Regions from separate parts of the Homo sapiens genome. Here region 1 is linked to region 2. The links are chromatin contacts, found by Hi-C or POLR2A ChIA-PET in ENCODE. All regions are on one chromosome and are shown on one strand. The core of a region is the stretch at or near the end of the contact, and the rest is flanking DNA. Distances in the headings are between cores, read along the strand shown. Region 1 overlaps RELL1 (RELT like 1). Region 2 has its middle 46 kb from the start of PGM2.

Region 1 (6,226 bases), core at 264-2,763, 110 kb after region 2:
CACTAAAGAAAAAAAATGACTTATAATCTTACCACTTTGATAACATTTTGATGTCTTTTTTTTTCTTATAAAAACTGGGACCATTTAAGCTCTAAATACTGCTTTGTATGTGTTTTTTTTTCACTTAACATTTTTCATTCACAATTGAGATCATTTTGGACAAAGTGGGTGATGACAAATCTGATCCCTTCATACAAAGTGTTTCTATTGTTTTAAGAGTGCAAAGGAAGTTTAGGATTTCTGAGAAGTAACCAACTGTTTCATCAGTGTTATATGTAGATCAGGGTAGCATTTTAATTTTGTATCTTACAAATGGCAGCAGAATTACTTTTTAACAATTAGCACTTGGTTAAAAAAAAAGATAAATTGACTTGGAAAGAACGTAACTTTTAAATGTACCTTCTCTTCCTAATAACTGACTCACTAGGAAATGCCATTCTGTCATTGTAGATTTATTGCTGTGTTACAGGGATAATGATTATCTGTAGGTTTTCTACCTTCTCTAACTCTACTACGTGAACCCTGTAGTATCTATAATAGAGATGAGCTATGGAGAATCCCATTCCATGGACTTTTACTGAATGTTGAAACTGTGAGCCCTCACATTTCAGCAGTAATGGAGCAGAGTGTGGAGTTCTGGAGCCAGGCTGCCTGGATTAAAGTCACCTTTGATACTTGCTACCTGTGTGACCTGGCATAGGTTACTTAACCTCTCTGTTCTGTAGTTTTACATCTTTAAATGGGGCTGGAAATAATAGAAGCTACCCCATAGAGTTATTGTAAGGATGAAATGAGTTAATATCTGAAAAATGCTTGAAATAGTAACTGTACACATTATACATCAATATGTGACTATTATTAATAGTATTTTTTTCTGTGTGTCTCACTGGTTGCTACTGGTTTTCAGAGTTCTTGTTTGGGTTTCATGCTAGTGACATTCATTTCTCTTCTTTAACATTGACTTCCCTACGTCTAGGGTTTTCCTGGTTACTTCTGTTCAATCTTTCCTTCGTTTGCCTTTTCTGAAGTGACCTTTATTTTCTTTCCTACTCCCTCCTTTACTTTGCCCTTTCTCTAACAGCAGTAGCGGGGACTTCACACCAGGGGACTTCAGCCGGGACAGATCCTTGGAGCTCAACATTTACTCACCTTCCTTTTCCAGTTCCTATGTTCTCAGAAGCCAGCCCACGTGCCTGTCTTGCAGGAACATTGCCCGACCTAACCTGTGACTAATTGGAAAACCCTTCGTTTAGGACTTTTGTAGTTCTCTGTTTAGTCATTATCTGCTTCCTGTTCCTGGAAGGAAGAGAAACACTGGCTTGCATGTGGGGATGTGGGTGCCTGCCTGGCCTTGTGGTACCACCTGAGCAGTGCTGTGTGGTCGCTGCTCACTCACCCCCAGGGCTTATCTTTTCTGCACCCCACATTTAACACTGCCCCTTCCAGCCCAGCTCATGTGATTCCTTGTCCTTTTCTGGATGTTTGATTTTATATCCCCAGCTGAGCTGTGAGCTTGGTGAGGATAGCAACTGCTTTGCTCTTATTACCACAGATAATAATAATCACAGCAATAATGGCTAGCATTTATCAAGTCTTAACTTGGATAAACCCTAGTAATCTCATATAAGGCTTAGAAACTATTATTATTTTATGGATGAGGAAACTGAGGCACAGAGATGCTAATTGACCTTGCCTGGGGCTTCACAGCTAGGAAACAAATTGAACACAGTGCAGCCAAGAAAAAAGCCAGTTTCTGCTTTTGCTTCCATGCTTCATAGGGAGTAGTCTTGCTTCAGAGTTGGCCCTGCGTGCAACAGACCTTGGTTCAAATGTTGGCCCAGCCATTTCCCAGATGAGTGACTTCAGCTTCAATACTTTGTTCTTGATCATCTCCATTTCTAAGATGGGTTTAATATTAACACCTATCTCAGAGTTGTAGAGATAAGAAATGATAATGTAAGTAAAAATTCCAGTAAAGGTTAGTGGCTGTTAGCAGTTGGTGGTAAAGTAGTTGAGCATCCTAGAGGCCCTGGATCTGGAAATCATAAACCCCCAACACTCCACAGGGGCATCAGTCACCATCTCTCTTTCTCCCTCTGCCTGGTCGGGTGCTGGGCCAGTCTTCCTTTCTGACGCCCTTGCTTCCCTCCAGCCAGCTCAGCACCACCCATTTTTTCCCCATGTGATTAGTTTATGTCCTATTCTGCAGGGTAGAAATGACTTGGCTGGACTTCTAACCCTGACAGGTGCCAGTTGTGCCCAGAAACCAGGGATCTAGCTCCCCAAGGACTGGTTTCCTGCACCAGCTCTCTGTAAGCTTCAGGGAATTCACTGATTTCCTAAAGGAGCACCCCTTTGACCCCATTTCTTCCCGTTGCTACTGGAGACAGGCTGAGATGGCGTGTTTCCTCCTATTTGATGGTTTTTTTCTGGCCCTTGCTACTTAGACTTCCTCCCATAGTTTAAATAATTTCTAACCTAGTTCTTGGTTGGCCTCTTGCAAGGAATATACATGAACAGTTCTGTTAGGACTCGCAGCCACGTGGAAATTGGGCAGTAGCCTTTGGTGAGGTTGTGTAAGCTCGGATTTAGCGTCCCCTTATGGATCTGGCAGTTGGGGATGAATTGGAGTCCTGTGAAAATCCAGTTGAGAGCTAGTTCCCCAAGCTGGGTTTAGGAATGTGCTGCTATTTATAGCCTTTCTTTTGGATCTTTGCAAACTGGAAACTTCTGTTGATTTCGATGAACCCAGGAGCATGCTGGTATATTTACATCCTTCAGAAAGGACTTACCCAACAAGGGGGTGAAGCAGTGGGGTGTATCAGTTGTCCAGCTCTGAAAAGAATCTACTTATTTATGTTTGTAAAAACTGTTGGCATTTGGCAAATGGGGTGTAAGTACACTGGATATTCTGTTCTACCAAATAGGATCTTAACAAAACTGCTTATAAAGTTACTGTGAACTTGGGGACTTGATTGATTACCCAGGAGCCCTTCTGCAATGAGAGAATTTGCTTTCACATATAACATTGCTGCAGCAGATGTTTCAGGCACTCCTACTGTGTTGCAGGAACTGTGTTAGGGATTAGAGGTACAAACCTTCACTTCCCCACCTCCACTTAGGGAAAGAGGTGTTTGACTTCAGTCAGGGTTTTCCGGCGAGTTCTGTGTCCTGCTGGGATTCCTGCCTTTGACCGTGGTATGTCTGAGTGGTGCGCTGTTGTAGTGAGGTGGGTGGGGAAAATGTCCTCCTAAGCTTTGGTTCTTCTGCTTGGCTCATTTCTCTGCCTCGACCCAGTGATATCATGTAGGCCACTGATTTATTTACAGAATGATGATATTACCTAACTTCTTGGGATTAGGGATTTCAAATAAAAGAATGAATGTGAAAGTGCATTGAAAAGTGTGTTATTTGGGTGGGAACTTTTATATCTTGTACTGTGTGTCCCTATCTCATGTGTATGATTGAAAATTTTCTTTATTCCTCTCCTTTCTTTTTAAATATTTTTTCTGAAAGATTTTTAGATGCCATGTAATTAACATTGCTAGTACAAATTATGTTTGTGGCAACCACTGAATAACAGTTTTTGAGCAATAATGTGAACACATGCATCTGTGAATAAGGTGCTTTTCAATAGCTAGAGAAAGGTCTTTTACTTTTACCTTTATGATAGTTATAGAGGGAGATGAAGTAGTTATACATGAGTGATTTTTTTTTTTTTTTGAGATGGAGTCTCACTCTGTCACAGTGATGGGATCTCAGCTCACTGCAAGCCCTGCCTCCCAGGTTCAACCCGGGTTCAAGCAATTCTCCTGCCCCAGCCTCCCAAGCAGCTGGGACTACAGGCACGTGCCACCATGCCCAGCTAATTTTTGTATTTTTAGTAGAGACGGGGTTTCACCATGTTGGCCAGGATGGTCTTGATCTCTTGACCTTGTGATCCACCTGCCTCGGCCTCCCAAAGTGCTGGGATTACAGGCATGAGCCACTGCGCCCGGTCGATCTTTTGTTTTTTGCAGTTAAAATTAATATTGGGAAATTTTGTGCTATGAAGGTTTTTAAAAAATGAAGCCACTACAAATTTCATTCACCTACAGCTGACTTCAGTCTTTTTTTTATGAAGATGATTTTTACACCAGAAGAAGATATGTGCAAGTTCCAGTGTTAATCGTATATCATAGGGTCATTGGAGAGAGGCAGCTTCTTAGTGTTTAAGGGCCTTGGGTGGGTGAATGTTGACCTGTATGCAGCCCAGCTGTGTGGTTCATTGGTGACAGTTTAACAAAGCCACCTAAATGCATGTGTCACTAGATAAAACCCAAGGCCACCGCCACTTACAGACACTGTTAAGCAACATGGCTAAGAGTGTGGGCCCCGGGATTCCATTGTCTGGGTTGGATCCTGTCCTCCTACACACCGAGGCTTGTTATTGAACCCGTGTGCCTCATTTTCCTCATCTGCGAATGGGGGTAATGAGAGATGCTTCCTTACAGATGCTGCGAGGGAAGAATGAGATTGCCCAGGAAGCATCCAGAACACTGCCTGACACCACTAACACCCCGTGTGAATGCTGCGATTGACAATTAAAGTAGCAACTCATTCTTTATGACGTACCACCTTTCAGAAATAATCTGAAGCAAATATTAGATTTCTGAAGCCCTGTTGCTTTAAGGTCACTTCAAACAAATGACTTCTTCAGAATTCCATTTCTTTCTTGAGTGGACATAATGTGTAATTTTAAAGGTTCGCAAGAGCCATTAGTCAGAGGCTCTCTCCATTCCTGTTGTGCAGCCACCCAGCCCCTTCCCAGGAGACAGACGGTGCTATCAGTAAATAAAGACTTTGGAAAAGTCCCCAAATGGACAGCACCAAAAATAGCAAAAGGAGGAGGGGCAGCGAAAGAGGGAGGGAGGGGCTGGAGAACAGGAAAAGAAGATGGGGAGAGAGTCAGCAGGGAGCCCTCCCAGTCCTTGAGCCCCACGGGTATTGCTTTTCCTCACGCCCCTCTCTGAGGACCCCACTGATGTGTGCAGCCATCAGTGAGGGTCTGTGGGAATCTCCTCAGTCTTCTGTCTTAGAGGCACAGTTGGTGGCTTCCTGGCCTGTATCCCAAAGCAAATAACTGGCAAGCTGACCTTGCTCCAGTCTGGGGTGAGGCCAGGTCAGATGAGCCTTCTGTTGTATCCTGAATGCAAACCATTGTTTGAGATACTCTGGAAGAGTCCAGAAGTTGAGGTCCTTGGCCTCTCAAGACACCGGGATCCTAGAGTTAATTTCCTCCCAAGACGGAGCTTTGGGCGAGGTGGGAGGTGGGGGAAGATGGGGGGATGGGGGTGGCTGTAGCTGTCATCTGTGTTGGAGTTCTGTGGCTTTAAGAAATAACTTCAAATGGTAAACCCGAGACAGTGTGGAGTAGGCTAGGGACTTTATCTGACTCTGCAAAGTTATTTTTCTCTCTTCAGTTCAAATTGAAGCCAGGGATGGTAATATTTAGATTTCATCTTTTTTTTTTTTTTTAAGATGTTTCTTTATATTGACATCACTCAAGTTTCAGTCCTTTGTTCTGGTAGCAACCCGGGGTTCAGGAATGCTCTGAGTGCCCCAGCCTCCTGCCTGTCAAGAGTGTCCTGTTCCCTTTTTGTCCAGCCAAATTCAGTTATTCTGTTGAGGCTCAGCATAAAGTCCTTTTTCTTTCTGGATCATCTTTGTTACTTCCCTTCTCAATCTATGTGGTATTTAAGAAGAAAGCCCCAGCTTAAGGATAGGTTATGCCCCAAATACTACTTTTGAGTAAGTAGATTGTAAGTTGAAATGCATTTTCCCATTAAAAATGATAATTATCATTAGTAATGATAATTTTTCAAGGCATCCATTAGCCAAATGCATCTGAAAATAAGGATTTATAGCTAGGCTTTGCTGACTTCTGCACGTTTTATTGGGGAAGTTGTCTGAGCTTCCATCTGTTCCCAGAGTGGTCTTTGCAACCCAGAATCAGACTCCAGGGCTCATGACTCATGGTAGCATTTCAGGAATTTTAACAAAATAAAAGTAATTGAGGGACTGTATGCAGCTGGCGTTGGGTGGGGTTTTGTTTCATGGGTGGGTGGACTTTGGCAGGTGGGTGCCATCTGGGTGTCCCCTCCCTGCCCAGTCATAGCTGCCTTTTCGGGGAAAGGTGGGGTTGTAGCAGCTGTTTGTCTAGGAATTGTCTGGAAGCTGGTAGCTG
Region 2 (6,870 bases), core at 1,610-4,109:
AAAGAATTAGTCATTTTAATGCTTGGGTTGTGATGTCCCCTCCTTTGCTTCTGAGAGCTCACTACAGAAACACAGGCCCTTCAGCTTCAGGTCCTTGGCATGTAGTTTCTTTGGATTTTCAGATACCAAAGAGGGCCCATCCAGTAACTTATGGTGCACATTATTTGTAAAGTTCATATAGATAAGTCACATTCTCCAAAACAAGCAACAAAAATGTAATTATGTGAAAACATTTTTGAATAGTAACCATACATAGAAAACGTGTTTTAGAATATTTCATTGTTGTGGAAAGATGGTTAAATATCTTGTTAAGTGGAAAAAGTGGGCTCCAAAACAGCATGTATGATTTGAGTTTTACACATGTATGTGTGTGTGTGTGCATGCACGTGCACACGCATGCACACACACACACACGCAGAGAAAGAAGAGAATGAGAGAGGAATTTCACCCTAGGTGTTTCTTAGGCACCAACTTTAGAATTTAATTCCAGTAAGGTGTGACTCCATTATCTTGTTTAATCCATCCATTAAATACATCTGTTAATAGGTATTAAGGCTATAGCTGCTTAATATTAAAACATAACAGATTAAATACTGCCAGGAAGCAGAACTACTTGGAATTTTCCCTGTCTCCCAGGTTATTTTAAGATATTACTTTTGTTTCTTCTTTTATTCTAGTTGAGCAATTCCCAAAACTTCTTATATATAAGAAGCACTCTCCAGGGTTATAAACACAAAACTGTGTATACTGAATCTTATGAGTGATTTAAGGACAGTTCAGTGATAATTTGTAAGTTTCCCCTCCTTATTAGCTGATATGGTTTGGCTGTGTTCCCACCCAAATCCCCTCTTGATTTGTAGCACCTATAATTCCCATGTGTTGTGGGAGGGACCTGGTGGGAGATAATTGAATCATGGGGGTAGTTTCCCCCATACTGTCCTCATCATAGTGAATAAGTCTCATGAGATCTGATGATTTTATAAGGGGAAACCCCTTTTGCTTGGCTCTCATTCTCTCTTGCTTGCTGCCATGTAAAACATGCCTTTCTCTTTCTGCCATGATTGTAAAACCTCCCCAGCCACGTGAAACTGTGAGTTCATTAAACCTTTTTCTTTTTTTTTGAGATGGAGTTTTGCTCTTGTTGCTCAGGCTGGAGTGCGATGGTGCGATCTTGGCTCACCACAACCTCCACCTCCTGGGTTCAAGCAATTCTCCTGCCTCAGCCTCCTGAGTAGGTAGGATTACAGGCATGCACCACCACGTCCAGCTAATTTTGTATTTTTGGTAGAGATGGAGTTTCTCCATGTTGGTCAGGCTGGTCTTGAACTCCCGAACTCAGGTGATCCACCTGCCTCAGTCTCCCAAATTACTGGGATTACAGGTGTGAGCCACCGTGTCTGGCCAAACCTCTTTTTCTTTATAAATTACCCAGTCTTGGGTATGTGTTTATCAGCAGCATGAAAATGGACTAACACATTAGCTGACTTTGGAATCAAAGCTTGAGTCACATGCTTTCACCATACTTACACTATAAAGAAAAATCCAGATGGATATAACGCACACTAAAAAGTGGAGAGGATTTCTTCTTGGTAATGGAAAGTTTTTAAAAGTAAAAAAACTTTTACTTTATTCTTACCTGTATTTTTTACTTTTTCTATAGTGAAGCCCTATTAAATGATAAAAGTTCATGAACAATATTCAATTCACTTGTTCTCCCACGACCTACTTTGCAGACTGAAGATAGAGTTCATTATCAAAAGCAACCTGGGTGATTCTAGCAGTGAACCCCAACCTGAGCCAGCTCCTGGACTCACAGATCTGCTATTTTTCACTGCAAGACAGGAACTAGTAGGGTGACAGTATTGGGGATAAAGTAATCCAGCTGAGGCCGGGCGCAGTGGCTCACACCTGTAATCCCAGCACTTTGGGAGGCTGAGGCGGGCAGATCACAAGGTCAGGAGATCGAGACCATCCTGGCTAACACAGTGAAAACCCGTCTCTACTAAAAATACAAAAAATTAGCCAGGCGTGGTGGCGGGCGCCTGTAGTCCCAGCTGCTTGTGAGGCTGAGGCAAGAGAATGGTGTGAACCCAGGAGGCGGAGCTTGCAGTGAGCCGAGATCGCGCCACTGCACTCCAGCCTGGGAGACAGAGCGAGACTCCGTCTCAAAAGAAAAAAAAAAAAAAATTAATCCAGCCGAATTGAGGGATACACCAACTGACTCATTGTGTTACAATGCTAGTTCAGAAACTCCCAGGCTACCCTTGTTCTATCATTCTCTTTGGAATGATCAGTTTTGTGATTTGTACACAAATCATAGTCCTAATACAGTCTGTGTTTTGCTAACACAGTCCTAGTTTTAGCTAACCACACAGTATCATTTCTGCATAGAAGTAAGAATTCTCATTTTTCCAATGCTTAATTGATTCTTAAGGGAAGAGTACTTCATGTGATAGGATAATTTGGTTTAGATTTATCATGCTGAGCATCTGATAAGACAAATTAGTAACTCTGCCTGTTTGAAAGAATTTAGAAACACAACCAGTTTAGCCACCCCATGTTGTTCAGCCAGTATACAAACCCGTCTTATGTTCTTGGATTTTTCAGAACCTCTCCCTATAGAAAAAAACGCCCTTTTTCTTTGCTTGTTAAGTTCTTTTATCTTGGCACATGTGCTCAGAAATTGTAGGTAATATCTAAAAGGGTAAAGAAATATAAACAAAGCATCCTTCCAAACAAATCTTCATCAAGTAAAGTTTTATTTGATGTTGAGAAGTCTATTTGTCTAGCAGGAACAATGAAGATCAATGGCCCATCCGGGGGCACTCTCTCCCCAGGAAATTGCAGTGGTTTTCAGCCCAGCCTCTTTCTTCTCTTTGCCTGCGTCTCAGCTGGGACAGCTTTGAAAATCTAGAAGCAGCCATAAAAGGACCCACACAGGAAGTTTTCATATTCTACTGAGAAAGGGGACATAGTAAAAAACAGGTCATTTATTTTTACATGCTCCTTTGCCTTTTTCTCCTCTCCTGCTTATTGTCCCATCACAAAAATTGTGAAAAGGAGTAAAATCTTGTCACCTTAAGATCCACCTAAATGTAAAATGTAGAGCAATTGTAGTTACCACTGTTCTGTTCAGAAGCAAACAAGATAATTCACATATGTAAGGTAATATGGTTTGGCTGTGTCCCCACCGAAATCTCATCTTGAACTGTAGATCCCATAATCCCCCTGTGTTGTGGGATGGACTCAGTGGGTGGTAATTGAACCATGGGGGTGGTTATCTTCATGCTGTTCACATGATAGTAAGTGAGTTCTCACAAGATCTGATGGTTTTACAAGGGGTTTTTCCCCCCTTTACTCTGTATTTCTCCTGGCTGCCGCCATGTGAAGAAGGACGTGTTTGCTTCTCCTTCTGCCATGACTGTAAGTTTCCTGAGGCCTCCCCAGCCCTAAGGAACGTGAGTCCATTAAACCTCTTTCCTTTATAAATTACCCAGTCTCAGGTATATCTTTATTAGCAGCATGAGAACAGACTAATACATAAGGGATGTTGTACACATCAGGGACTATAAATCTGTACAGTTTATGTTAGCATGTAAGTGCACAAGCAGTGGTGTAGGTTCTTGGTTTTGTTGTGTGCTGTTTAGTTCAGCCTGATGAAAAATGATATCACTGCATTTGCATAGTGCACAAACTTTCTTTGAGCAAGAACTTCCTTTTCCCTTGGATGGGCCATGGGAGATACTACAAAGGACAAAACAAGCCTTGTGAACCTAGTGAGATGATAGACAGCATTCTTTAGGAGGTTACAAAAGAAGGTCATGAAGAACAACTATTGTCCCTGACCCAAATCCCCTAATAAGGTTTCTAGGAGACTTTAATTCAGCATTAAGCTTCCACAGGACATACTTTAAGAAAGGGTAGAACTGAATGAAGGTCTACTCAGGCTAGCTTTCTCTTTTCTGGCAGCATCATCAGGCACATTGAATTTCACATTTTTTTTTATTTTTTAGTTTTTTGAGACAGAGCCTTGTTCTGTCACACAGGCTGGAGTGCAGTGGCATGATCTTGGCTCACTGCAGCCTCTGCTTCCTGGGTTCAAGAAATTCTCCTGCCTCAGCCTCTTGAGTAGCTGAGATTACAGTCGCACGCCATCATGCCTGGCTAATTTTTGTATTTTTAATAGAGAGGGGGTGTCGCCATGTTGGTCAGGCTGGACTTGAACTCTTGACCTCAGGTAATACACCTGCCTTGGCCTCCCAAAGTGCTAGGATTACAGGCATGAGCCACCGTGCCCAGCTGAACTTCACATATTTTTAAATGTAAAAAACATTTTTAAATGGAAGTCAGTCATGATTTTCTTCACAAACATTTCATTTCACTGCAATTCTAGCTTTTCTCCCCATTAAGAATAGAGAGTGTGTTAGTCCATTTTGTGTTTCTATAAAGGAATACCAGAGACTGGGTAATTTGTTTTTAAAAAAGAAGTTTATTTGTCTCATGGCTCTGCAGGCTGTAGAAGCATGGCATCAGCATCTGCTTTGCTTCAGGGGAGGCCTCAGGAAGCTTTTACTCATGGAAGAAGGTGAAGGGAAAGCAAGTGTGTCACATGAAGAGAGAGGGTGCGAGAGAGAGAGAGAGAGTGGGGAGATGCCACACTCTTTTATACAACAAGATCTCAGCTGAACTTACTACCACTCATTACCTTGAGGAAAGCACCAAGCCATTCATGAAGGATCCATCCCCATGGCCCAGCACCTCCCACTAGGCCCCATCACCAACACTGGGGAATCACATTTCAACATGAGATTTGGAGTGAACAAATATCCCAGCCATATCAAAAGGGTTATTTTCAATTGTTATTGTGAACGTGTTCTCTTCTGTCTTGTCAAAGCTCATTAACACTGCACACTCAATCTGCAGACAAAATGGTGGACAAGATTGTTGAATGGGTCAGTGAATATCCGTCCAAGGCTGAGGCACTTCTGTAGGGCTCAACAAGCTGTGGCAATCAACAACAGTCCAACCGAGCAACACACATATACCATTGAGCCAAGCATGGTGCTCAGCGTAGTGGGAGAAAACAGAGACTAACATGGTGTGTATTTTAAGGAGAAAAGGGGAGGAGGAATTAATACTTATTGTGCACTCACCATATACTTGGCACTGTGCTAGCCATTTTAAAAATACACAAAGAAATTACAGGCCACAGCTGCTGCCCCTAGGAAGCATGCAAGCTAATTGAGGAGTAAAATGCACACACACACACACACGCACACACACACATTTACACACACTACCTTACATTCTTTTTGGAACAAACCAAGGCATAAATAACAAAACAATTACTATGACTACTGCTAACAGCTAATACTTATGGAGTGTTTTCCATGAGCCATGTTCAATTGTAAATACTTTATATGTATTAACTCATTTAATCCTCTCAATTTAATGGGATTGGCCCTATTATTTTTCCATTTTACAACTATGGAAAATGAGGAAGAGAGGTAGGCTGGTAAACAGTAGAGCTGGGGTTTCAACCTGGGCAGTCATGCTGAAGACCCTATACCATTAACCCTACAGACTATGCTGCCTTTGTACATCATGTATGTACATGAAAAGTAAGTTGTGAAATAAAACTATAATCAGGTAGCCTTGCTATCCAATATCAGGAACTGATTAGATGTGTGTGTGTGTGTGTGTGTGTGTGTGTGTGTGTATTTATTTATATTAACATACTGCTTAGGGCCCTCACTATCCATACACTTAATACTTGCTCTTTGAAACTGGGAACCAAATATATTTAAATAATATAAGTATCCCTTGCTACCCAAACTCACTACTAAACCTTCACCATTCAATCTCAGAAACTGAATAATTTGGAAAGGAGTGATACTCGTATAAGGGTCAAATAATTGGAACAAATAATGAACGCAAAAAGAGATGGCAGTTGAAGTAAAGTTCTCAAGGACAAATAGATGTTAGTTCAAAGAAGGAGAAGGCCAGAGCAGCTGAGACATTCAGGTAGGAAATAACAACATGTGTTCACAACAAGTAGATTCGAGAGCCTGTGTATGGAGAGGGGCCAGAGATGAAGCTAGACAGGGACGCAGGGTCTAGATTGTCAGGGCATTGATTGAACTTCACAGTGTAGACAATGGTGGTCATTGGGTAATTTTAAGCAGGTAAGTGATGTGATCAGATTTGTGAATTTAAAAGATCACTGTGGCTTTGGGATTTCAAAAGATTCCATGTTAAATGGTTCTGCATGTTTTAGAATACTGTGTGGAAGGAATGGTATCTGTGCTGCAAACCACAGAATCCTAATGGTGAGACTTTATTGCTAGGTAGCCATGCTGGTGTGAAAACCCTTGGAAGAGCTACGGGGAGGGTGGGGAGTGGATGTGGTGGCTCACGCCTGTAATCCTAGCACTTTGGGAAGTTGAGGCAGATGGATCACTTGAGGTCAGGAGTTTGAGATCAGCCTAGCCAACATGGTGCAACCCTGTCTCTATTAAGAATACAAAAATTAGCCGGGTGTGGTGGTGCACACCTTTAGACCCAGCTATTCAGGAGGCTGAGGCACTAGAACTACTTGGACTCAAGAGGTGGAGGCTGCAGTGAGCTCCAGTGTAGGTGATAGCATGAGACTCCCTCTCAAAAAAAAAAAAAAAAAAAAAATGAAGAAGAAGAAGTAGAAGAACAAGAAGAAGAAGCTACAGGGGACAGTGGAGCTGCCAAGCTGCCACCTGGACACATCTCCAAATATACAGATTATGAAATGTGGCTACCTGTGCAGCATTGAATTTCTTGTTGATCCTTCCATCGCACAAAATAAATTGGAAAGCTACATTTTGTTTATAAATGGCA

The links. A loop is a pair of places that touch in the nucleus more often than their neighbours do. ChIA-PET counts read pairs that join two places held with the same protein, here RNA polymerase II (POLR2A). Pooled maps may share reads with other maps.
Region 1: a loop to region 2 is called in a pooled map, with 2.0 times the contacts of the local background. The contact joins two enhancer-like sites. A Hi-C loop is called at or near these places in 2 of 50 pooled maps. POLR2A ChIA-PET finds 5 or more read pairs at or near these places in 2 of 52 experiments (H1 and PC-9).

What each region holds. Positions count from the first base shown.
Region 1 is chr4:37,661,870-37,668,095 of GRCh38, reverse strand. The region is part of intron 1 of RELL1 (RELT like 1); the gene reads left to right. Among named protein-coding and RNA genes, the nearest start is that of RELL1, 21 kb to the left of the region's middle. RefSeq lists enhancers at 988-1,545, 828-2,027 and a silencer at 4,195-4,489. Within about 2 kb of position 1,513, at least 21 of the 41 ENCODE cell types and tissues checked have a DNase peak (open chromatin) inside an H3K27ac peak, as active enhancers do.
Region 2 is chr4:37,776,965-37,783,834 of GRCh38, reverse strand. No RefSeq gene overlaps it. Among named protein-coding and RNA genes, the nearest start is that of PGM2, 46 kb to the left of the region's middle. Within about 2 kb of position 2,859, at least 2 of the 41 ENCODE cell types and tissues checked have a DNase peak (open chromatin) inside an H3K27ac peak, as active enhancers do.